Linked DNA regions of Homo sapiens: regions 2 and 3 are each linked to region 1. A link is a loop called in an ENCODE intact Hi-C map of the cell type or tissue named here. Cell type or tissue: PC-3. All regions are shown on one strand.

The links. A loop is a pair of places that touch in the nucleus more often than their neighbours do. Peaks named below come from ENCODE experiments on the same cell type or tissue, not always from the same donor. Only the 100,000 strongest peaks of a DNase experiment are listed, where the experiment ranks them.
Region 2: a loop joins it to region 1, with 5 times the contacts of the local background. A loop is called at or near these places in 3 of 110 quality-filtered maps.
Region 3: a loop joins it to region 1, with 2.6 times the contacts of the local background. A loop is called at or near these places in 6 of 110 quality-filtered maps.

The regions. Positions count from the first base shown.
Region 1 is chr2:168,132,966-168,140,965 of GRCh38, forward strand. STK39 (serine/threonine kinase 39) reads right to left here. Exons shown (of 18, transcript NM_013233.3): 6 at 7,684-7,793; 7 at 7,324-7,425; 8 at 5,123-5,256. Among named protein-coding and RNA genes, the nearest start is that of STK39, 110 kb to the right of the region's middle. In PC-3, a CTCF peak has its summit at 3,606 (motif pointing right); a DNase peak (open chromatin) is centred at 3,626; H3K27ac peaks cover 1,134 bases.
Region 2 is chr2:168,207,769-168,215,768 of GRCh38, forward strand. The region is part of intron 1 of STK39 (serine/threonine kinase 39); the gene reads right to left. It overlaps LOC124906088 (a long non-coding RNA gene), which reads left to right and starts at 3,682. Exons shown (of 2, transcript XR_007087283.1): 1 at 3,682-3,764; 2 at 4,231-5,655. RefSeq lists an enhancer at 3,052-4,251. In PC-3, no CTCF peak of the experiment used is centred here; a DNase peak (open chromatin) is centred at 3,573; H3K4me3 peaks cover 918 bases; H3K27ac peaks cover 3,853 bases.
Region 3 is chr2:168,186,770-168,194,769 of GRCh38, forward strand. All of the region lies in intron 1 of STK39 (serine/threonine kinase 39), which reads right to left. Among named protein-coding and RNA genes, the nearest start is that of STK39, 57 kb to the right of the region's middle. In PC-3, no CTCF peak of the experiment used is centred here; a DNase peak (open chromatin) is centred at 3,232; H3K4me3 peaks cover 957 bases; H3K27ac peaks cover 3,427 bases.

The DNA of each region.
Region 1 (8,000 bases):
AAATCTATGCATCTGTTCAATACAGCGGGGAACAGGAGAAAGACTTAATGAAAATGAGACTCGTGCTAGCAAAAAAAGAGGACAGAGGAAGTGCCAACGTAAGGAGGCAAAGTGCCTCCCTGTCTCCTCTGCACCATCCCCCCACCAAAAATCCTCCTCCCCACACAGGAAGGGTCAAGTGTAGGATGCTGTAGAGAGAAAGCTGGGAAGTACCAGGGATACCTTGAGATACGGGGCTGGGAAAATACTTTGCCTTCTCCAGCAAGGTCATTGCCATGGTAACCAAAAATGTAAAAGGGAAAAGCATGCTGCAAAGAAAACTCCTTTCTCTGCACTCCACTCCACTCTCAGCCTTCATCAGTAAGTACAAAAACACAATAAGGTAACAAAATAGAATTGGTTTAAACAACCCGCCTTCTTTTTTTATTGGCTTAATTGTTAAGTAATAGGTAATTCCAACTTTACACAGAGAATAACTAAATAGCAGATTAGAGGTTTCTCTTTGCTCAAATCAGCTGAAGTGTTTATCACTTTGGGATAAAATCCTACATATGCCAAACTATCTCCATGAGAAAGAATGAAAGAATGGAACTGGAAGAAATTAAGAAAATGACAGAGGGGCCAGGAGCGGTGGCTCACACCTGTAATCCCAGCACTTTGGGAGGCCAGATCACTTGAGGTCAGGAGTTCAAGAACAGCCTGGCCAACATGGTGAAACCCCATCTCTGTTAAAAATACAAAAATTAGCCAGGCGTGATGGCGGGCACCTGTAATCCCAGCTACTCAGGAGGCTGAGGCAGGAGAATCACTTGAACCCAGGAGGCGGAGGTTGCAGTGAGCCGAGATCATGCCATTCCACTCCAGCCTGGGTGACAAAGCGAGACTCTGTCTAAAAAAAAAAGAAAATGACAGAGGGAAGACAGTGATAGGAAGTGTGAGAAAAGCTGAGGTCCTGCTGCCCATTTGATTTTAGGGTTTTTTTGGTTTTTATTTTCTCATTTATCTATTTTTATTTTATGCCATAGCAACTGCCAATGCCTGGCTAATGTGGAACCACCAGTACAGCCTACCTTTTAGCTGAGTACTACAGAAGAAAATTCTGCAAGCACAGTCACGTCTTACATGGCCACTAGCAAACATCAAACAATTCAGCATAATGTAAGTACAAACAGTTTTATGAGAAATGCTAAAATGTTACCAGCAACCAAAATAATGGTCCAGGCTTTGAACAATGATTCAATTTTAAATCCTTAAAAACAATGCAGCAGTCTGCAAGTAACAACATTCTCAGAAGAAAATCTCTTAAAGGATTCAGCTAATGCATATGGATGAACCAAAGTCCACTGAGACTTAAAATAATTTTCAAAAGATTCAAGATGAATATGATATAGTTTAAATAGTTCTAACAATTTGCATTAATAAGTTCCAACAGCCCTTTGACCTCAAGCAGAGCTGCTTTCCTCCCCACACCACTCCCCACAAAAGAAATATTCAAGTCATATTCCTTTCTTAAGGATTTATCAATGCAACATCATCCCCCTTGTTGCAAAAAAAAAAAAAAAAGTTGGTTCTTTTTACAGTTGCTAGCCATACAAAGCATGTAGTCTACAAGATTAAGGCTCTTTTATTTTTAAGGAATAGCAAGATGTTCTGGTATGCAAATATAAGCAACTCTCTGTCTACGTCAATGCAGAACACAGACTCAGACGAACCAAAGGTCTGCAACACCCCAGCTCCCTTTTATGAGGAAAGTCCCATGAGCTCTCATCGTTGACAAAAAAACACAGCCTACTCTCAGCGGCCTGAGAGTTGATGCATATGAGTGAATCTGTCCTGGTCACTGTTTTCTCGCAATATTTTTTCACTCATTGCTCATGAGGTACTCAGCAATACCAGGGCTTTGGCACCAGTAAACTTTCAGGTTACAGGTAGATGATCTACATTTAGGCAAGAGAAATAATAAAAATTGGCAAAAATTTTGCATTCACTCTTCAACCTACTCAAATCTGATTTCTGTTTATGAAACATTCTTCAACGGGTCCAAATCACCCCCAAATTGCAAGCTCCCAATCTCCAGTTGTTCAAGAAATGGTACTGAGTATATAATACAAACCAGACACTGGATATAAGGATAAGTGGCACAGGTTCTCCCAAAAACACTTATAAACTTTTGAGGAATTGGGGTGTGTAAATCAATAAGAGTACACAGTGTAATAAGTGCTACAAAAGACATATTTTCAACATACTGTAGTTATTGCATAAAAGTTTCAACAACTCCACTTGGTCAGAAAAAAAAAAAAGGCAAATAACGAATGGCAATCTTAATCTTGTGAGTACTTAGAGACTCCCTGGGCACTGTGCTATGAGTTTGAAGTGCCCACAGCACATTCTCTCTTCCCATCCTCACAGCGATCCTATGAAGTGGGTATTTTAAGGCCCACTGTACAGACAAGAAAGCTAAGCCATGCAGATGTTGATAAAGTAGAGCTAGGAATCCCACCCACAGGTATGTAACTCTAGGAGGATGTGGCATCTGAACCAAGCACAAAAAGAGGGATAGAAAGGGGACAGAGGAAGGGCAAGAACTCTCCAATGACAAAAGCAAAGGCAGAAAATATTCCTGGTTTCTTTTATTATTGTGCAGGAAATTCAATGTTTACTTATCAAATTAGTCATGAATTCATATGTTGAAATTGCATCCTATCTAAAAAGTAATTCAACAATGTTGCTTTTTTCCATTCTTACATTGCATAGATTTTTCCCCCCGCAAACTCAACCTACGTGTCTTTTCATTATAAGAAAGAGCTACCTGGGAAGGTGATGTGCCACTAACAGTCTATAGCTGCTTGGTATAGAGAACAATTGCACAATAGTGAGAACAAATTAAGTTACGGAGAAAATATCTAAAAGAAGACCTTAAAAGATTAATACTTTGTACATCAACAGTGTTTTTAAGAGAGTGGTCTCTGAAGGAAAGATTTGAAGATTTTGAATATATGTTATATGACGCTCTTCTAAAGGATTTTTTTTTTTTTTGGTGGAATAGAAGGAACCTGATATTTAAGCTCATATAATGAATAAAATCCGGAAAGACTTTCAAGATTATTAAGAAATAAAAATGGACCGGGTGCGGTAGCTCATGCCTGTAATCCCAGCACTTTGGGAGGCCAAGGCGGGCGAATCACGAGGTCAGGAGATCGAGATCATCTTGGCCAACAGAGTGAAACCCCGTCTCTACTAAAATACAAAAAAAATTAGCCTGGCGTGGTGACACACGCCTGTAGTCCCAACTACTCGGGAGAGTGAGGCAGGAGAATCACTTGAACCCGGGAGGTAGAGGTTGCAGTGAGCCAAGATCGCGCCACTGCACTCTAGCCCAGTGACAGAGCAAGACTCCGTCTCAAAAAAAAAAAAAAAAGAAAAGAAATAAAAAGGGTTTGTTAAATATAATGTATGTCAATCTAATTTGTTTTGACCAAATCACATACAAATCTCCTAAAGAAATACACTATTATATCATTAAGTACACTAACGATTCTACCCTACAGAACAATTTTCTTAAAAAACTGGAATTGTGTGACATTACAAATCACAACCACTAGGTGGAATCTCAATTACTGTCGTTCAAGAATCAGGAAGACCATCTATAATAACCTAGTACTAACTGGAAAGACAAGAACTTCTCTTGCTGGGCTATGAAGGATCAAATTCTGTTTTCTTGAAGATGTCAAAAAATTTTACTGGAGATGACACCAAATTCAAGGGGAAGATAAGCAAATGTTGGAAAACAAAATTAGAATCTAAGAGCATTTCACCCAAATGGAGGTTGAAGAAATAATCTCAATGAAAGATTAAAAAATTTTGGAAGGAAAACAAGCCCTATGAATCAAATATAAATAACAAATGAGATGTTTACATAGAAATAGTACACAGGTATGACAAAATAATCATCCCTTTTACAATAAATAATTCAAGATGGCTAATAGCAGTCTTCATTCCTGGCTCCATGAGAAAAGTGATTGATATGGAAAAGATTCAAGGCAAATTCAGCAAATGTAAAGGAATGAAGTGAGCAGCTACAAAGAATGGGTACAATTATGGAAACTGTGTTTAAACTAGAGAAGGCTTGCCTACTCAAACTGTAAGTTACTGTGTAAAGGCTTAACAAGTTTCATAAAAATTTAAGATCAAAATAAAGGAATCATTTCTAACAGCAGAGTCCTTCCCTGAAAAAGAAAGTTTCAGAAGAGAAGTCAGTTATTATGTTTTAAAATATAAGGATCAAATTGGATCCTCAGGTGGATTAGGATAGATAGGAACTTCTCAGAGGCCTCTCCTGGTCTATGCTAGGATAACACCACATACAACCAAGAACCCACAAAGGGACCTTACCCAGGCAAGGCCATTCACATAATTAACAATCTCCTCTAGGTGACAAAGAACAGTGGGCTCCATGATCACTAACCAGGATATTTCAAAGTCACAGAAATTAAGAAGGAAGAAAAGGAACTCAGAAAACAGACACACTACAGTGCAGGGCAATAACCCAAGAATAAATAGGAAACACTAATGTTAATTTAAAGCCATTTGCTTCTGTTTACATGATTAATCTTTTTAAGGTAAAAAATCTCCTTAATCTTCTTTACTGATAATCTTTTAAACAGCACCAACAACTTGTTCTGCAACTAACAGGAAGCTCATGCAAAATTCAATAGCTCTGCCTAGTTTAGACTGGAGCTAGCAGGATATTCAAATCCTGAGAGGTCAGTTCAACCTACACAGTGAAGAATATTAGCTCAGCTTCTGAATGCAGCACTGCCAATTTCTTTTGATTTCTGTTTTACTTCATTTCCTTTGATGACAGAGCCCACACTTAACAAGCACAGTGAATCTTGTTAACACCACAATTTTTCCTCTGCCTCTCCTTCGTTCTTCACCCACTTCTTTCCCTCTTGGACCCACACCGTCTTTCACTAACAGGTTGGAAATCTGGGGACCACAGCAGGGTTTCCCAGACAAGAAATACCTTTCCAGTGTCCTCACAAAGCCTTTCCCCATCTACAAACAAAGCTTTGTCATGGCTCAAACCAGGTCATTAACTCATCCACTAAGTTTCACTTACCTTTTGGAAGGATCTTTCTGAAGACACAGTGAAAGTAATTTTCTAAAGGACTTGCCGTACTTTTTCATCATTTCTTTATCCTCTACCCCTGTTTCCAAAGTGGGTGGATCATTTTGCAAAGTCAACATTAACACCTGCAGCAGAAACAAACATGAAGACAGAATCTCAGTATAGCAATTGCTACAATCTAGTTTTGAATTTTTCATAAAAGTGTAAAAAACCATCCTTGATTAGATACAAAGTGCTTTCCCATGATTTTAACTTTGCAGAAATTGTGTATTTAAAGTATTCATTACCACTGCAAATGTGTTCATGCCCCCTTTAACCTTTTTGTTATTCCATTGACAGAACTTACAAAACTTGCTCTATGTGTTAAGAATGATCCCGGACAGAGCTTTCTGGGAACTGGCTCGTGTACTGCCTTGAGGAGCACGTAGCTCCAGCACAGGCTAGTTGGGAAAGCGGGTGGAGGAGAAGAGAGAGGGCCAGCGAGGCAGTGACTGTTCATGTATACAGGTCATTCATAAGTAAGGAACTGCCTGTACTCAAGGCTTCTGTAACACATTACTAGCCCTAAAAATAAAACCACAACATCCCAGGAGGTAACATGATTTCCTTTAAAAAAATGAGAAAACATACAGAAAATTGCTAAAAGGCTTGGCAAAGCTGAGAGAGCAGGACACTGAAGGATAGCCAGAATATAACTGAGTTGCTAAAAACTGTCATCAAATCCAAAGTCCTTGCTGCTTTCGGAGGGGGACAAAACAAAATAAAATACAACTTTAAATCAAAACGGTAAAAATTCCACTCTTTCATACTAACTTCAAAAGTATTTGCTTTAAAAAAAAAGTGGAAAGTGTAGAAAACTACTAGCCTGTACAATCAATAAAACTCATTAATGCATAATTCAGCCTTAATTTATGCAAATGCTATACATGTCAAGCCTCTTTTCAAACACTTTCAGATGTGTGAATAGATGAAGCGTGAAAGTGACGGCTTATTGTTTGTGGAGGATAATAGCCCACAGGAGAAAGCGGGAGACTGGGAACTCTGAAGAAAAGTCCTAGAGGACGTCAGGCTGGGACAAGCAAGTGCGACTTTGAATTCAGGTGGGAAACACTGAGAAGAGGCAAAAGAAAGAAAATGAAGAAAGAAAAACTGAATAAAAGAAAAAATCCTTCAGCATTACTTCAGTGCTTTTTCTCCAAGAGGTCACTTCAATTGTTTACGCTTCAATTTTAAATTTTCTGCTAGCAAAATCCGGTATATGTACCCACACACACACAAATACACTAAAATCCTAACTATGTTAAAAAAAATTTATATATATATATATAAAAACAATAAAATGAATTACACTGAAACCTTAGTAGAGATTGTCTGGTTGATGAGATTACGGATGATTGTTTTTCTTCTTTAGTCTGAGTTGCACATCCAAACTTTCTACAATATGAGTATACTACTTCTTTTAATCAGTAAAACTCACTTTTTATTCTTGGGTTTTTAAAATAAATCCTCCCAAATTTTTCCAGTAACCATGAAACAATCATAGACCATACTCTATGTAAAATAGCATTATAATTTCACTAAACTATTTCAGCCTCAAAACAAAATCCAGTTGGGTAAATAAGCCCTGATACCACTATCTCAGAACTAAGAGAAATAATGAGGTATAAACCAGTTAAAAGAAGAGCAGAAACGTGAAAATAGCATCCTAAAAACACTGTGGCTCACTTATATCAGATCAGTTGCCAACATTACACTATAAGAGCAGGGGTAAAAATGTTGTAGTCCACTTAAAAAGAAAGAAAAAAAAAAGCTCTGAAAATCTGGGAAACCCATTTGCAGAGATGACATCACTATAATCTATTTTGAGATATTCTCTGGGAACCTGGCGTTGTTCTGCTATCAAAAGAGTAATGACCAGCATTTGTCATAGCTATCAACCTCCATCAACCAATCTGATAACATTATTTTCTTAACTCTGTGCTGAGACTATAAAGCAAGCTTCAAAGCTGGGAATTATGCTACTTTTGTCCTATTCTGTCCACTGAGAAAATCAGACAATGTTCAACTTGGCTGCGTTCCTCCATTAATTCTCCTCGGGTCTAAGAGAAGAATGAAGATGTTGAAGAGAATTAGAAAACAGATTCCGTCCAATCACATTTCAACCCCGATGTAGTATTTCCAATTGTAATTACTTTCATGGGAGGATATTTGTGATAAGGCGCTGCTCCTGTTGCTAATTCAATGGCAGTTATTCCAAAACTCCACATGTCAGCCTTGAAGTCATAGCCTCTCACCTAAGAAAGAAAGCAGGAAAAAAACACAATCATACAGCAGGCATGTTACACATCATCAAGTCCATGTCATGTCAGAAATCCACAGCTGTTGATGTATAACTTTCACGTTAGTTTGCTAATTAGCTAGCAATTGAGAATTAAATCTTAGTTACATTATGCATTCTACTAAAATGCTAGATACAAATGAAATGTTAGCATATTAATGATCTGTACGATTGTACTATGTCCATCAAAAAGTCACTTTTTTTGTTTTTTTACCTGTTCCATGACTTCAGGAGCCATCCAACATGGGGTGCCAACGAATGTTTTTCTTACTTTATTTCGGGTAACATCACCCCCTGTTGCTAGGAACGCACTTACCCCAAAATCTGAAAGGGAAAAAAAAATCACCTTTATTTTATGTAAGACATTATTGCTTATAAATTGTGATTTTTTGAGCATGTCTCTTCTTTGTGAGCTTTACAGTGGTGATGAACTATTCCAAACATGTCTACGGTGCTCTCTCAGGAAAAAAAAGGAAGACCTGCCCTCTGCTATCCCCTACACCTTGGAGAATACCATCGCTGGTAATGGGC
Region 2 (8,000 bases), 75 kb after region 1:
ATTACAAGTATTTAGCCTCGTGTTACAGATAAGGACAGTGAGGTTTGGACAGTGATTTTTCCAACGTCAAAGAGCTAATCACAGGAATGAGATCCCAACTGAGGTCGGTCTACTCCCAAAGTCCACACCTTAATAAGCAAAAGTGGAGGGAAGAGTAAACTGGAAGAATAGCTGAGAAGGAAGAACAGTAGTGGGAAAGGCAAGATCAGAGAGGAAGAACCAAGGCAGTAAAACCCACAGAAACTGGCTCATTATTTGACTCAGCAGGCTCCTTCTCCGGAGATGTTCTGGGGATAGGAGCAGAAATATGGTCATACATTCCAATGTCAAGGTCATGTAATGAACACTCCTGAGAAAAAACGTAATAGAAAGTGTCCTCATAATGTTTAATATGTATAAGAAGATATATAAACTCTCTCCTAATCCCATTGAGATTTAAAATTAGGCATTTTCACCAGCTTATCACCTAAGCTCTGGCCAATACAACCTGTCACCAACAAGATTTAAGGATCTGCTAACCTATTGGACTATATAACCCTAAAATGATCAAGTGAAAGTACACTTTTGGAGGCAGACAATGTCCACATAGCACACAAATCAACAACAGAACCAACAGAAACTTTCTGACTTTTCTGACAGTGGCTACGACTATCCTTATATTTTTAGTCCAGGGTAGCATATTGCTTGGGTTGTGAATAAAGATACATGCAGAGACACCATTATGGAAAACTGTACCCTCCGTAATTATGTGCTTTCCCTTATGAATCCACTCCACCATTTTCTTTTCTGTACATAACATCTTTCACATTCTCATCTCTAGTTCCAATGTCTTCTCCAAGATTCCAATTCTCATTTAGACACGTGTGATAGACATTACTAGGGCTTACAAATGTCTCCTTCTTGAGCACAAAAGCACTGCACTACCCTGAAATAGGCAGGACCACGTGACTTGTTCTGGCCAGTGAAATGTGAGCAATGATGAGCACCTCTCCATCACTGAGGCGGGGAAGCCCCTGAGCAGTGCTCCCATGACTCTTCCCCTCCTGCTGCTAGAGATAACAGAGGATGGAGCCACAAGACTGAAGCTGACTGAGTTGCTGCAGGAAGGACAGCTGACTTAAGATATCTCCCACAGTCACAGGGAAGTGCAAGAGCAAGAAATACACTTGTGTTGTGCTAATCTCCTGTGATGTGGGGTTGTTTGCTACCATACCATAGCTCAGCCCAGCCTGACTGGTAGAACAAGCTTAGTGGCTATCCCAAGGATAGCACAATACCACCCAGAATCACATTCTCCACCTTCTTCCACCTAAATTCAGAGAAGCCTACAAACCTTCGATTTTGGTTAACCCTAGAATCTTAGATTCTACCCCTTTCCTTTGCACCCCTAGGCCCGTAGGAAGCAAATGCACAGAAGCAGTCTCATAAATTTTTACTGATGATGATGAAAGTCTTAAGCAAAATCAAATAACTTTTAATAAGTTAGATTTTTTTAAAGTGATGGAAAATACAGAGACCACCAGAAAAACATGTATTTTGGGGAAAAAAGCTCAACTATGAAGGTAGGTGTATTCTTAGATATATATAACTTTGAAACCTTTCTCTTACTATAAGAAACTAATGTAAGGCCTGGCGCGGTGGCTCACGCCTGTAATCCCAGCACTTTGGGAGGCGGAGGTGGGCAGATCCCCTGAGGTCAGGAGTTTGAGACTAGCCTGACCAACATGGAGAAACCCCATCTCTACTAAAAATACAAAATTAGCCGGGCACGGTGGCACATGCCCGTAATCCCAGCTACTTACTCGGTTGGCTGGGGCAGAAGAATCACTTGAACCCAGGAGGCAGAGGTTGGAGTGAGCCGAGATCGCACCACTGCACTCCAGCCTGGGGCGACAAGAGCAAAACTCTGTCTCAGAAACAAACGAAAAGAAAGAAACTAATGTAATTAGGCTGGGTGCGGAGGCTCACGCCTGTAATCCCAACAGTTTGGGAGGCCGAGGCAGGCAGATCACTTAAGGTCAGGAGTTCGAGACCAGCCTGGCCAACATGGTGAAACCCAGTCTCTATTAAAAATACAAAAACTAATCAGGCGTGGTGGCAGGCGTCTATAATCCCAGCTATCCAGGAGGCTGAAGCAAGAGAATTGCTTGAGCCTGGGAGGCAGAGGTTGCAATGAGCCAAGATCACCATTACATTCCAGCTTGGGTGACAAAGTGAGACTCTATCTCAAAAAAAAAAAAAAAATAGGAAAGAAAGGAAAGAAAGGAAGGAAGGAAGGAAGGAAGGAAGGAAGGAAGGAAGGAAGGAAGGAAGAAAGAAACTCATGTAATTAGAAAAACCTCAATTCTCACCCATGCTGCAAAAATGGCACACCAACTCTGAAGACATCCATTGATAAAATAGGCATATATGTGCTTACTTCTTTTGAGTCATACTATCACTACTGTGAACATATTGGAAACTGACACTTTTCACAAATATCACCTGCAATTTTAAAAATTAAAAGTGTAAACCCAAAGAATTGCAATGCAAATATCAAAAGTTCACCTCAAAGGTCATTTATCACCATTTTTTTCCCACCCCTTCTTGAAATGCTGGCTCAGAGAATTGCTATGAAAGAAAATATGTTGTGGTTTCATTAAAATTTCTAACTTAGAGATGTTGCAAACTTCATTATCAGTTACTGGATCATACAAGCTGCACACACATCAAGACACCTACTCCCATTAGTTAAGCAAACTATCAAACTTTGTTGTTTTGTTTTGTTTTGAGACGAAGTCTTGCTCTGTCGTCCAGGCAGGAGTGCAGTGGCATGATCTTAGCTCCCTGCAACCTCCGCCTCCTGGGTTCAAGCGATTCTCCTGCCTCAGCCTCCCTAGGAACTGGGACCACAGGCACCTGCCACCACACCCGGCTAATTTTTATATTTTTAGTACAGATGTGGTTTTGCCATGTCAGCCAGGCTGGTCTCAAACCCCCGACCTCAAATGATCCTCTCACCTCAGCCTCCCTAAGTGCTGAAATTACAGACGTGAGCCACTGCGCCCAGCCTCAAACTTTGAATAACGGATTTAAAATCTGAACAGGAAAATCTTTAATCTCCTCTTTGTTTTCAGCAGGAACACTAGAGAAGAGACAATCTACACAAAATAATATACAACTTAATTATAATTTCACTTGTCTTTCTCTGAAATAAGGCAAAAAAAATGCTCATCAAAATTTCAATGGTGAGTAGTCATTATATGGTTAAAAAGAGAAAGTATAACGTATTAGTCCGTTTTCTCTATTTACGTAATCACAATGAACAAACTGAAACTTCAGTTCCTCTAAATCCAACTTTAAAATCTTGCACCCTCAATATTCTAGGGCAAAAAAAATTATTAATTAGCTATAAATCTAGACAATAAAAATATTTTAACTTAGATCCACCCAAAAGGCAAAGAATGACTGTTATCTCTCCCACCCCATCTATCTCATCTCAAGAGTGTTACTAAATATGGATGTATTGCTCAACTTCCCTGCTCCACACAAGTATAGACTGCAACTAGAGTGACTGTTCTTCATTTCAAACACATGAGTCAAGAGGAAGTAGTAGTAATTATTTATTGGTCAGCACACATTCATCAGGTACTCACCACATATGTGCACCTGTTTATAAGGGTCATTTCTGTTCTAGAGTTTACCAGAGTTCACCAACCCTGTGAAGAGACAGGCCAGGAGTTCAGCCTTCTCAACCATGCTTTGTGCCTTCAACCTCTAAACCAGTGAGTTCTGGGTAATATTTGATGATAGGAAGTATTCCTGCCTTAAAGATGGGACTTTATATCTGCATCTGCCTTCCAATTTATTCTTATATTTTAATTTTACTTAGTTGTGGGTAGCAAACATACTGTCTACTTGATAAAGCATCATCAACGCCCTGTCTTACGTCTCTGAGGAGCTCATGAGAGGAATCTGTACTAGTCACTGTGCAAGAGTGGAAAATAATCTGTCAGTGTAGCTGTGTGCAAACACCTCCTCTTTCTGCACAGGGCGTTCATGTATAAATTCCTATGCCTGGTTCTGAAAGCAAAATTCTGACACAAACACTCACTGGTTCTCTTATTAACTAAGTCTATACCATAATCAGGGTGTGCATACCAGCTGCTGGGAATGGAGAGGTGGTGGTTAACTGCCCCACTCTGTCACAGTTACTTTCAAAAATGACTTACTGATCATTATTCGTTTTAGTTCCACAGAAAGAATGAGACATCTCAGTTGAAACTAATACCCAAAAGGAACCTGAATGGCACCTTTAAAAAATATCTCATCCAGTCATCCAGAACCTTTGTTTCTCTCACTTTAGAAGAGGTGAAAGAAGAAAGCTTGAGTCGTAAATTGAAGACCTTCCTGTTACCTTCCTTTTACAGAAACAAAAGCAGCTTGTCAGGCAAAGATTATCTGAATACCTTGTGCTTAACAAACAGACCAGACGAATATATTCGTTCAGTGGAGTGTTTGCGTAAGGAAGCTACTGAAACTTACTGTTCTTGAGAATGTTTCCTCCCCATCTCACCTGCAGGGAAAGAGCACCGACTTCCTCCCTAACCTTAAGTACAGACCAATAAGCCCTCCTGAACAAGCCTTCATTCATGAAGTTGTCTGTTCTGACCCACCTCTCCACATTGCCTTGGCCAACTCTCCTGACCCTGTGCTCCTGGGAAAATTACTCAACCTCTCTGAGCCATGTGAGATGTGAAAAACCTCAGTTAAATGTCTGAAAAGGGCTCACTGGTATAACCTGATAACTGTTTAGAGCATGCCTCAAAGAGCACTAAGTTGCAAAGAAGAACTCATTCCATGCTCCATGACTAACCTTAAACCAGGCATTCACAACTTGAAATGTGTTCATAGCATAGCCCTGTAAACTTCAGGTAAAGGTCACATTTCAGACCTTTTTTGTAAACAGTAAATTATAATAGTAAGTTACACGTGAAGACACTGTCCTTACAACACATCATATCATGACCAGTACAGCCTAAGGGTCCTCCGATCATCCTCTCCCTCCTGGGTTCCTTGTAAATGTTCCCAGTGTTACTGGTTTGGTATATCTCTTTCTGGTCCTTTTTCCTAGCCATTTATACATACATCCTTGAAACCACAAAAAAGATAAAGCAGAAGAGTATAGACTCCAGGATAGCCATTATGGAGGAGAATCTGCCTCTGCCAATATTTAGTCATATTAAGTACATAAATATCCCATGATCCATTCATCCTGTTGGATGTGTCTCCCAGTGACTCGACCCACAGATCCATGAGTGCATGTTCACAGATGTTCCCTGCAACGCTGTGTGTGGAAACTGGGAGTTGCAAGAAGAGATAAGGAAACCCATGGTGACAGCAAATGTCTAACAAGGTAGATAGATGGATTAATCATAAGAACATAGCGCTGAATTTAGAAAGTGAGAAATACTAAGTGCTAGAGCACAAAACTATTTGTGTAGATTTAAAAACACACAAATCTCATCTGCCATAATAACCACATACCTCAAATGATTGCCATGAGTAGGGTAAAACATGAAAATAGTCCCTGTCATGTGTTAAGCACTTAGTAAATATTCACTATTGTTAGATAAAAAGATGTTCACAGTATACTATAAACTTTCTATTACAAAACTTCATTTATGATATCGTCCTTTCTCAAGTGCTTTTTTCCTATTAAAAAAAAATATATAGAGGACCAGCCTGGGCAAAATAGCAAAACCCTGTCTCTACAAAAAACAAAAACATTAGGCGGGCATCGTGATGTGTGCCTGTATTCCCAGCTACTCGGGAGGCTGAGGTGGGAGGATCACCTGAGCCCAGGAGGTGGAGGTTGCAGTGAGCCAAGATCACACCACTGCACTCCAGCTTAGCCTGGGTGACAAAAGCCAGCCATATTTAAAAAAAAAAAAAAAAAAAAGTGTAAGACAAACTGGAACACCATGTGAAAAACTGCATAGAGCAGTTAACCTTGGGGGGAATGTTTATATGTTTTTAGCTTATTTTCCTTGCTTGCTCATATTTCTATAATGAATATATATGACTTTAGAATTTTCTTTAATCCTTAATGTTCCTTTCAATATGGTTTCTGACAAACAAAAATTAGAAACATCCTAAAAATCCATCAAAGGCTAAGTAGTTCAATTATGGTATATACGAATAGTAGAATATTCTATAGCCACTTTTTATCAACCTGATAAACAGTATAATGTTGTGTGGAAAAAGGCAGGCTCTGAAATCGCCCACGTGAAGACCTGAGAGGCCGGTGGACAACAGTGGTGGAGCAGCATGGACTCTAGAGCCAGCCTGCCCACCTCCACATCCTAAGCTGTCATGCAATCCCAGGCAAGTCACTCGGCATCCCTGAGCCTCAAGCCTCATCTGCAGAACAGGGTGATGACGGTGCCTGCCTAGTGGGGTTGCTGTAAGCAAATGTGAAAGATGTCAAAAATAACAACAACAACAACAAAAAAAAAACACAAGGTCCACTAAAAAGTGGGTACATTTTATCTACGTAAATTAGATCTCAATAAAGATTGATTTGAAAATACATGCATGCGAAAGATCACATATTGTTTAATTCCATTTATATTCTGGATAGTGTATCCAGAATAGGTAAATCACATACTGTTTAATTCCATTTGTATTCTGGATATGACGTATATCCAGAACAGGTGGTCGCCAGGGGCTGGGAGAAGGGAAAATGGAAAGTAACTGTTTCATGGTATGGGGAATGGTGGAAATGTTTTGGAACTAGACAGAGGTGATGGTTAAACAACGTCGTGAATGTACTAAATGCCACTGAATTGTTAATCTTAAATGGATAATTTTATGTTATGTGGATTACACCTCAGAAAAAGAAGCATGTAAAATAATAACATGTTTTACAAGAATATATACAAAGGATATACATAAATATTCAAAAGGTTGACTAAGGGGGAAAGGCACGAGTAAGGGAATAAGGATAAAAGAAAGTCAAGAAATAATGTTGTACAGGGTAATTCTGAAAAAGGTCCTGCCCAGACCACTGATAACTGTGTGCCACGAACTGAGGTAAGATTTTCCTCTACACTGGAAATCCAAAAGAGTGTATTGGTTTGCTGCCCCTTTTTGGTAGCAACTCTATTCTTCATTTTGTCATTTGCTGTTTTTACCCAGTAGTATATCTCTTGGAGCTCTCTTCATGTTAGTACATACCATCTTTTATCAGTCTCTTTTACAGCTCTAGGGATGTACCATGATCCATGTGTTTTCAACACCGTATTTGCGCTGACCTTATATAATATGCCAACGAATGAAGGTTTCACAATGAAGGATCAAAAATGGCTTGCAACAGTGTGTGCCAAACAAAAAGCCCTTTTCTGAAATAAGTTTAAATTGTAGAGTTGTTTTTTATGCATCCTTCATAGCCAGACTGCTCCCACAAACCACTGGCATTACCAAATGGCCAGGACTCCAATCATACTCTCCCCCCATTTCCACATCCTCCAAACTGAGGTTGATTTAATTTGATTTTACAGGGGAGAAAAAAAACGTTAGCTGGATAAGAGTTCATTGTGTGGTTCTTTGCTCCAAGATGACCCTTCCGTAAGCCCCGTGACCACCTGGCCTGGCTGTTTGGTATTAAGTTTAAAAGCCTGGAATTAGTTCAGAGAATACACAGGGCGTTAGCAATAAATAAGTTCATGAAGCTCTCCTTGGACCTTCTGACTCCTCCAGCTACCATGCTAAAAACTCTACTTTTGCTGGATCTGTTTCCCAAATCCCAAACATCAACATGTCACCTGCTCAAATACAGTGTATCTAACAGAGTTCTCTGAGACTTTTTCATCAAAATAAACTAAAAGGCTGCCCTTTCTAATAATTAGTCACGAATGTCAGTTGCCTCAAGGTGACACAGGAGAAACAAATCTGACGTGTAAAGGAACAGCAGCTGGAAATAATCAGACAAGAGGAAAGGGGGAAAAAATGGAAATATT
Region 3 (8,000 bases), 54 kb after region 1:
AACTATATCTACTGTTTATATGGCACCCAAGGGAAAAGAGGGCAAAGTGGCTCAGGGTCAGAACTGAGTTTCATTTTGCTTAGCACCAGGAAGATTAGACTGGTTTAAAAGAGAGGCTAGGAGAGCTAAATTTGGAAACCAAAGAACTAAATGATTTCTAAAGTCTGATACAGCATGATGAGCATAAGAGTTTAAAATATAAGAGACAATCCAATTCAGAAACAGCTGTGAATTAATATTCCATAGCAAAGATTGTCATGTATAATGCACTTTGATATCTAACCTTAAAAAGTTATTTTAAGGCCGGGCATGGTGGCTCACGCCTGTAATCCCAGCACTTTGGGAGGCCAAGGCAGGTGGATCACAAGGTCAGGAATTTGAGACCAGCCTGACCAGCATGGTGAAACCCCGTCTCTACTAAAAATACAAAAATTAGCCAGGCATGGTGGTGCATACCTGTAATCCCAGCTACTCAGGAGGGTGAGGTGGGAGAATCACTTGAACCCGGAAGGTAGAGGCTGCAGTGAGCTGAGATCATGCCACTGCACTCCAGCCTGGGTGACAGAGTGAGACTCCATCTCAAAAAAAAAAAAAAGTTATTTTAAAATATCTATGTCAATCCAGATTGCATGGGTTCATATCCCAGACCTGCCACATACTAACTGCTTATGCTTGGATGACTTGCCTAACTTCTTCATGCCTCAGTTTCCTCATTGGTAAGACGGCAATAATGCTACTTCACTCATAGAGTGGTTGTGAGGATTAAATGAGTTAACACAAAAAAAGTCTTTGAAACTGTGCCTAGCACATAGTAAGCACTAATTAAATCTTAGCTAGCGTTGCTCCTTAGGGAAATCCCCCCAGGTCAACTGGTGTCCTGTCAATCTGTCATTTTAATACCACGTAATATTTCATAGTATTAATGTACCATAATTTATTCAGCCCTCCTTCTGTTGATGAGTATCCCCTTTATTTCTAGTTTTCATCCCCATATGAACAATGTAGCAATAAACATCTAGTACTTTTTTTAAAAAAATTAGTCCATAAGAACTTTACGTTAAAGTTAAGACGTCAATTGTCCAGTAACCCCTTCCCATAAATGGCAAGATTTTTTTCAAGGCATCACATTAGCCTGTAACATTAGTTATGGCCCCTGGAAGGAAGTTCTAATCACCATATTATATTTAAATGAGAAGCACAAAGTTGGAACTTTAATAAGAGTTTGACCATCTCTTAGCACGTGCAAGAACTCCTTAAGTATGCTCAGCTGTCCTTTGCCAGTGAACAGAGTCAAGAGTGGGCTCAGGCTTTCTTTTTAGAGGTGCTAGCTGGTGATGGATAGTAAACAAAACAAATGGCTTTGGTTCAGCTGATTTATTCTAATCCTGCCTTTCCCCAGCTTACTCTTTGAGCTCTATTTATATCATGTGTCCAACCTCAAAGCCCACAGGCCAGTCAGTCACATGAGGACCAGAAGCTGGCCAGGAGAGGACTTGGATGAATGGACACACATGTGAGCTCTACAGGAGTACAAGTGCCACTCTGCTTCAGCCAACTGTCACCATCTGAGATCGCTGACCTGGCATAGCAAGACAGTCAGAATTTTGCAGAAAGGCTGAAAATCCAGAATTCTGTGTGACATCTCCTAATACAATAAGGTTGACGATTAATTTTTTAATTATAAAAGCATTGTGAGTCTAATAAAAGTTCACCACAGACTGTTATTTTGCCTGAGTGTGTTACTGCTATTCGCCTTCAAAGGTACACCCTTCCTTACTTGATGGTCCCAATTTTAAGTTATTAGATTGCAAGTGTGAAATTGCCATTTTTCTACATCAAAAATGTTCATGTCATATGGTTCAACATAGTATGAGCATGTACTCGGCACATTGACCCAAACTGATCTGCTACATGTCACCATCCTCCTCGTCTTACTATTTCACACAGAAAGAAAACCTTATCACAGCGACTCTTCTGTCATCTGGTGCATTCTATGTGGCAGGAACATGTGCACAGTGCAATCTCAAGTCAAAGACAAAGAACAGTAACGGTGAGACACACACAACTTGCCCTACGCATTAATTTATAAAACAGACGCTCCTGCTGGCCTGTCTGGATAACAGTGCACAAACCGCTCGCCTCCACTGAGCCCAGTGCAGCAAGACCATGTTTCTCAAGGCAGCTACAAACTGGTGACCCTCCTAAGTGACCTGGCTTGTGTCACCACCAAGCTGACTGAGTTTTGTCCTTCTGCCTCCGTCAAAAGAACAAGTTAGTAGAGCCTCCTTCCAGGGTTGCTGGAAAAGATTTAGAGCTTACCAAAAAAATAAAATAAAATAAAACATAAAAAGCAAACAGTAGGATGAGGTGGATTAATGGCCACTCAGTGAAATGTACTTATGTTTCACCACTGACCTGGATAAACTATCTTACCTGAGAAAGCCTGTTAAAACATTTAGAGGTCTCAGACCTCACTGAAGACAAGCAGCCCTTGTATATAACTCATCAAGAACCATCTGATAATACCACAGAAAAATAAAAAGTAGTCCTCGGTTCTGATTTTAAAAGAGATAGAGGAATCAAACCAGAACAAATGTAAATAAACTCACCTTGGACCACAAGCTACATCTCAAGCAACAACTAAAAAAAAAAAACCAAAAAACCCTACAGTGAGTACACTTACTGAACATGCAGAAAGTATGTGGATTGGGATACCTAATATAAAGAAATTCAATAATTTACAAATTGTAATAACTTTCAATGATAATGAAAATTATTATTAGGGAGTCTAGGTAAATTCAAGCCAGCCACCAGATGAGTTGCATGTGTGAGATAAGGAGCTAAAAAAGAACAGACTCTAATTTCCATCTAATTCAACGTGATTAATATTGGAATTTACTTCTAGGCATTTTTGTTTTCTTAATGAAACACAATAGATTTTTTTAAAAATCACTCTGGGAATATGATTGCTTGCCGGTTTAAAAACAAAAACATTTAACATTAGTCTCAAGAGCACTTACTCAGAGGTTCAGCCCCTCAAAGCTAAAACTCTATTGTAGGATTTTAGTCCTAATATTGATACTGACGAACATGCAACCTGGAGTAAAACACATAACCTTTCTGCCAGTGAAGCTGTTTACCTTCTAAGAAAAAGATTACTTCATTTTGATGGGGAGTATAGGGAGAAGAGAGGACAACCTAGCCCGCCCGAGCTATGAATGAATCACTTGAGATGTTGCCTTCTTGAACAACTCCAAGGAGAATTAGTCACTTCCTCACCATTCCCAGGCAGGGACTCTCTACCTACTTCATCCTAGAACTTCTATGCTTGTGGAGCGGTCTCCTCCGGCCTTATTATTCCTAGAATCAGCCCTTCCACCTAGACCACTGCCTGGAACACAGGAGGCCTCCAAGAGTGTTGGCTAAGTGAATGGAATGCACATCAGCCCATCACTGGGGAAGACACCCGCAGACAAGGCAGATGAAGTGTGCTCCAAGTTGGGTCTACACAGAGGAGAGCAGGCACTGGTGGGCTATATAACCTAAAGCAAGGGGAAGAGCACTTTTATTCAATGTGTTATCTCTAAGTAGGTCGCTGTGGGGGATGTGGCAGTTAACTTCAAGGTACAAGCCTAGGGAAGCTCTCTGCCTTCAGGCATTTCTGATTTGCAGAACATCCAGTTCAATTCTAAAGTCAGGTCTCATAGGAGAGCTCATTCTGAAGAGCAATGTTCCATCCGAATTTCAATTTTTAAAAACTGAATCCACTGGCCCCTGCTCAGCATGTAGGGCCACACGAAATGTGGCAGGCTAATATAAACTAGGGACTTCAATAATTCTATGTGAGCATAGAGAGATGATATAAAACACTAAACAACAACATGAAGGACAGACAAGAGCCCACAACAGCCCTCGAAATCCATGTCAGGGAACACTGCATCAGGCACTAGACTGTAGGCTGGACACACTCCTACTGAGAAAATCTGACTTTTATAGTCAGTAAACGGTCACTTTGAAGTCCTTGCCCCTTGCAAACTCAAAGTCCAACGATCTGGCAATATTGAAAAACTTCCTGTTCTGCTTGGAAGGGATAATCCACCTCCTCCCAGCAAAACCCACTTGTTTTACTGATTAAATCAACCAAATGGAAGCCAAACATTCCACAAAGAAATGTCTATTGCTATTCACACAGATAAACGGATACACCCACTGGCAAGGCCAAAAGGTACAAGTGTCCTGGTTTGAATATGTATGCTGTGGTGGTGGCTTCTGATTCCTTACTGCTTCAACCTCAAGCCACCTGTAAATGGGAAGGGCTCTATATGCAAAAAGAAGAGCCAGTCCCTACTTCCAGGTCAGTCCCACTCCATCCCTTCTTTGCAGCTATAGGCACGTTGGCTTTGCATAAATAAGAAAAAGGAATCCCTCTGACTGGACACAACGGAGTGCAGGGCCTGACATGCGGACAATACCCAGTTAGGGGGAAAAGCTCTTTTCTCCCAGCTAATTGCATCAGAGCTTGTGGGCTAAACAAGGGTTGGATTTTCAGCCTCCAGGGGCAATATACAACCTTGGTGGTCTTCAATCAAAGGTTATTAGCATATCCACAGCCCACGCCCTATTAAAAAAAAAATTAAAATTGGTGTCTAAGCCCCAGTACAACAACTCCAGAGTCAAGAAATAACCCCATGGGAAGGCCCTGGATTTGGGCAGATTTTTTCAAAGCCTCAGGAAGAGGATAACTACACATCAGCCACACCTAAGATGTCTGTTTAAAAAGCAGATTCTTAACCCTATATCCAACCTACTGAATCACAATTATTGCAACTGGAGGCCTGGGATCTGCATTTTTAATTAGCTTCTCCAGCAATTCACCCATATCCTTAGATTTGAGAACCATGGTTCCCTCCTGCGTATCAGCTTCTCTCGCCACACCTCTGCCAGGATTCTAGGGCTTGGGGAAATTAATCAGTCAGGGGCTATTAGGAAAATGGAAGCAATACTATGTAATGCGACATATTATTTAATACGAAGATCTTATTCAACAGGTGCTAGAGAATGGAAAAGACTGAGTTAACACAGAGTTACTCAGGAAGCTGTAGGAAGCAGCTACCACTCCTTGGGTAGGACTGTAGGAATCAAAGGGAGGAGGTGGTGGTTATTAGACTCTACACATTTAGGAGGAAACCTACAGGGCTGGGACCCTGACCTCTGAAGAGGAGCCCTTTCTGAAGGTCTACATGGGACTGGGATGGCATCTCAGGGGGTGGCAGAAGGCTGGTTCCAAGAGGTAGAAGGAAACTGGAAATGGAAACCAATTACTGCTGGCAGAGGGAAAGACCCTTTCCGAAGCTAAGCTGACAAGAACAGTAACAGGATGAAGCGTGTCCCTTCTCCCTCCCACAGCCTTCCAAAATTCCCCTGGTGCCCCCATTAGCACAGCTTAACAGGGAAACAGCAGGCAAAGAAGGAACATGGAAGGAGGTCTGCTGACTACCAACCCAACACCACAAGCAGATTCTAGGAAGGTCTATCTGGAGCTTAGAGGAAATCACTTAATAAGGAGCCAAGGGAGTGTGACCTCCACCAGCTCCAAAACGAGGCTGGGGCTTTTCCAAGCTCCATTAACAATAGCCAGGCTTTTAAAAAAAATTCTCATTTCACTCTGTTTTCCAACACAATTCCTAAAATGATCCTTTTTAATATCTAACACTTTCCAAATGTTCGCTCTGTACTTCCAAACCCCGCCCCATTCCACCCCAATCTACTTCCTCTGGATTGAGTGATGGTTATGACGGAGGGTCTGGGGTCACACAGCCCCAAGCTATGTGACCTTGGGCAAGCTGCCTGTGTGCTTTGTGCTGCACATTGCTCAACTACAAAAAGCAAATGACAATAGCATCTACCTCACAGGAGGGCTGTAAATATTAAATGAGACTATACATGTAAACATAATAATATAAATGTACATGTCTAGCACTGAAGTGTTTAAGAATGTTGACTGTTGGGGTTAATAGTATCCACATGATTATCCCAGACACCTGGATAGAAACTAGAACCAGGTCCACTACAACCTTTTGAGAAAATGCCTACTTATCCCCACCTCCCTATGATCAGCTCTGCTCCCACTCAGCCCCAGCTCCTGCCAGCTTCCTATTAACTCCCCCTCTTCAAATCCCACTCCTGAGGGCCAGCACTGACAACTTTTATATGGTAATGATTGGGCACAGAGAAAATTATGCCAGGAAAGTGACTCACTGTTCAAGATACAATTAGCCCCACTTCTCAGGTAATTAAACAGCCCTGGCTACCACATCCATGATGCAGCAAGTAACTAAAACATTTCTCCTACTCACAGACACAGGAAAAGAAAATCCATTCACTTTAATGCCACCTCTCCATCTGATCTGATTGCACTTATAACCCAACTCCTGCTTTTCCTGTCTCCTCTGACAACCTGAGGCCCTCCCCTAAGTTACAACCGCAATACAGGAAGTCAGGTCACCCTCTGCATGGTAGAAGTCTTTCTTCCCCCCCCTCTTCACACACTCTCACCCAGAAGCAGGGGCATGATGCCATAGTCTGAAATGATGGCAGAAAATAAGAGCCACAAGGGAAGAGGATATGAACTGCAGGAACACAAATGTCCAGTGCAGTGAAAAGTAGTGTCTTGGCAACCCCAGGGGGCCCTGAGAACATCATTGAGTGAGAAGGAAAATTAAGACACACCCTCATGAAGGGCACGGAACACCTGCTAAGCCCCGGTGGAAGCAGCAGCATGCTGCAGTCTCTGCCTCCAGCAGCCCCAGCCCAGAGTTTCTCCTAAGTGAGGCCACCTGCAGATCCCACAATACCATGAGTCGGAGCCTGGCAGGACATCAGGAGAATGTTCCCTCCTTTAGTCTTGGGGCTGGGGGCTAAGGTGTTAGGACTGTGTTGTATTGAAAGATGTGGAGACAACATAAGGGGTCACCTGGGTGTGCTGTGAAAACGTTGCTGCTTATTTAGTTAGTATGGGACAGGGGTGAGTTCTACATTTCTCAAGCTCCCAGGTGATGTGATGCTGCTGGTCCATGGGCCACATTTTCAGTTGCTACCACAGAGGTGGCATAACTTCCCTAAATTATCCCCGAAGGGGCCAGGTACCCACCTCCTAATAAGGGAATCGAGTTTAGGCCCCCATGGAAGGAACTGGAAAGGAGGCCTGAAGCATGGAAAAGCAGATGCCTCGGCGTCAGGGACAAGAGGTGCCAGCCTGGGAAGGGTCTCGCCCGCCTGCAAGCATCCAGAAGGAGCAGATCCACTCCAAAGAATAATAATTCAGAAATGTATGTGTATCGGGCTATTCAAAAATGAAGATTTGGCCTAGCATGGTGACTCATGCCTGTAATCCCAGCACTTTGGGAGGCCGACATAGGCAGATCACTTGAGGTCAGGAGTTCAAGACCAGCCTGGCCAATACAGCGAAACCCCTTCTCTATTTAAAAAATAAAAATAAAAATTAGCTGGGCATGGTGGTGCAGGCATGTAGTCTCAGCTACTCGGAAGGCAGAGGTGGGAGGATAGCTTGAACTTGGGTGGCAGAGGTTGCAGTGAGCCAAGATCACGCCACTGCACTCCAGCCTGGGCAACAGAGCGAGACTCTGTCTCAAAATAAATTAATTAATTAAAGTAAAATAAAAACAAAAATGAAGATTCAACATTCCCTCTATCTCATAACATGTAAGTTTATTATTTGATTTTTTGGGTGGGTTTTTCAGAAATTCACTACAAATGAAAGATGAAGACAATGCCTGCCTTAGTAGAAATTAGTACAAAAGGCATAATTAAATTTCAGAATTATTTCCAGCACCTAGGATTGAAATTAAGTTGGACTTTATTTATCTGGAAATTTATTTTATTAATCCAGAAAACATGATACCTCAAACATTATGGGTAAAGATATAAACAAAGCTGAACAGCCAGCTGATTGCATCTGCTGTTATTCAACTTATGTTGAG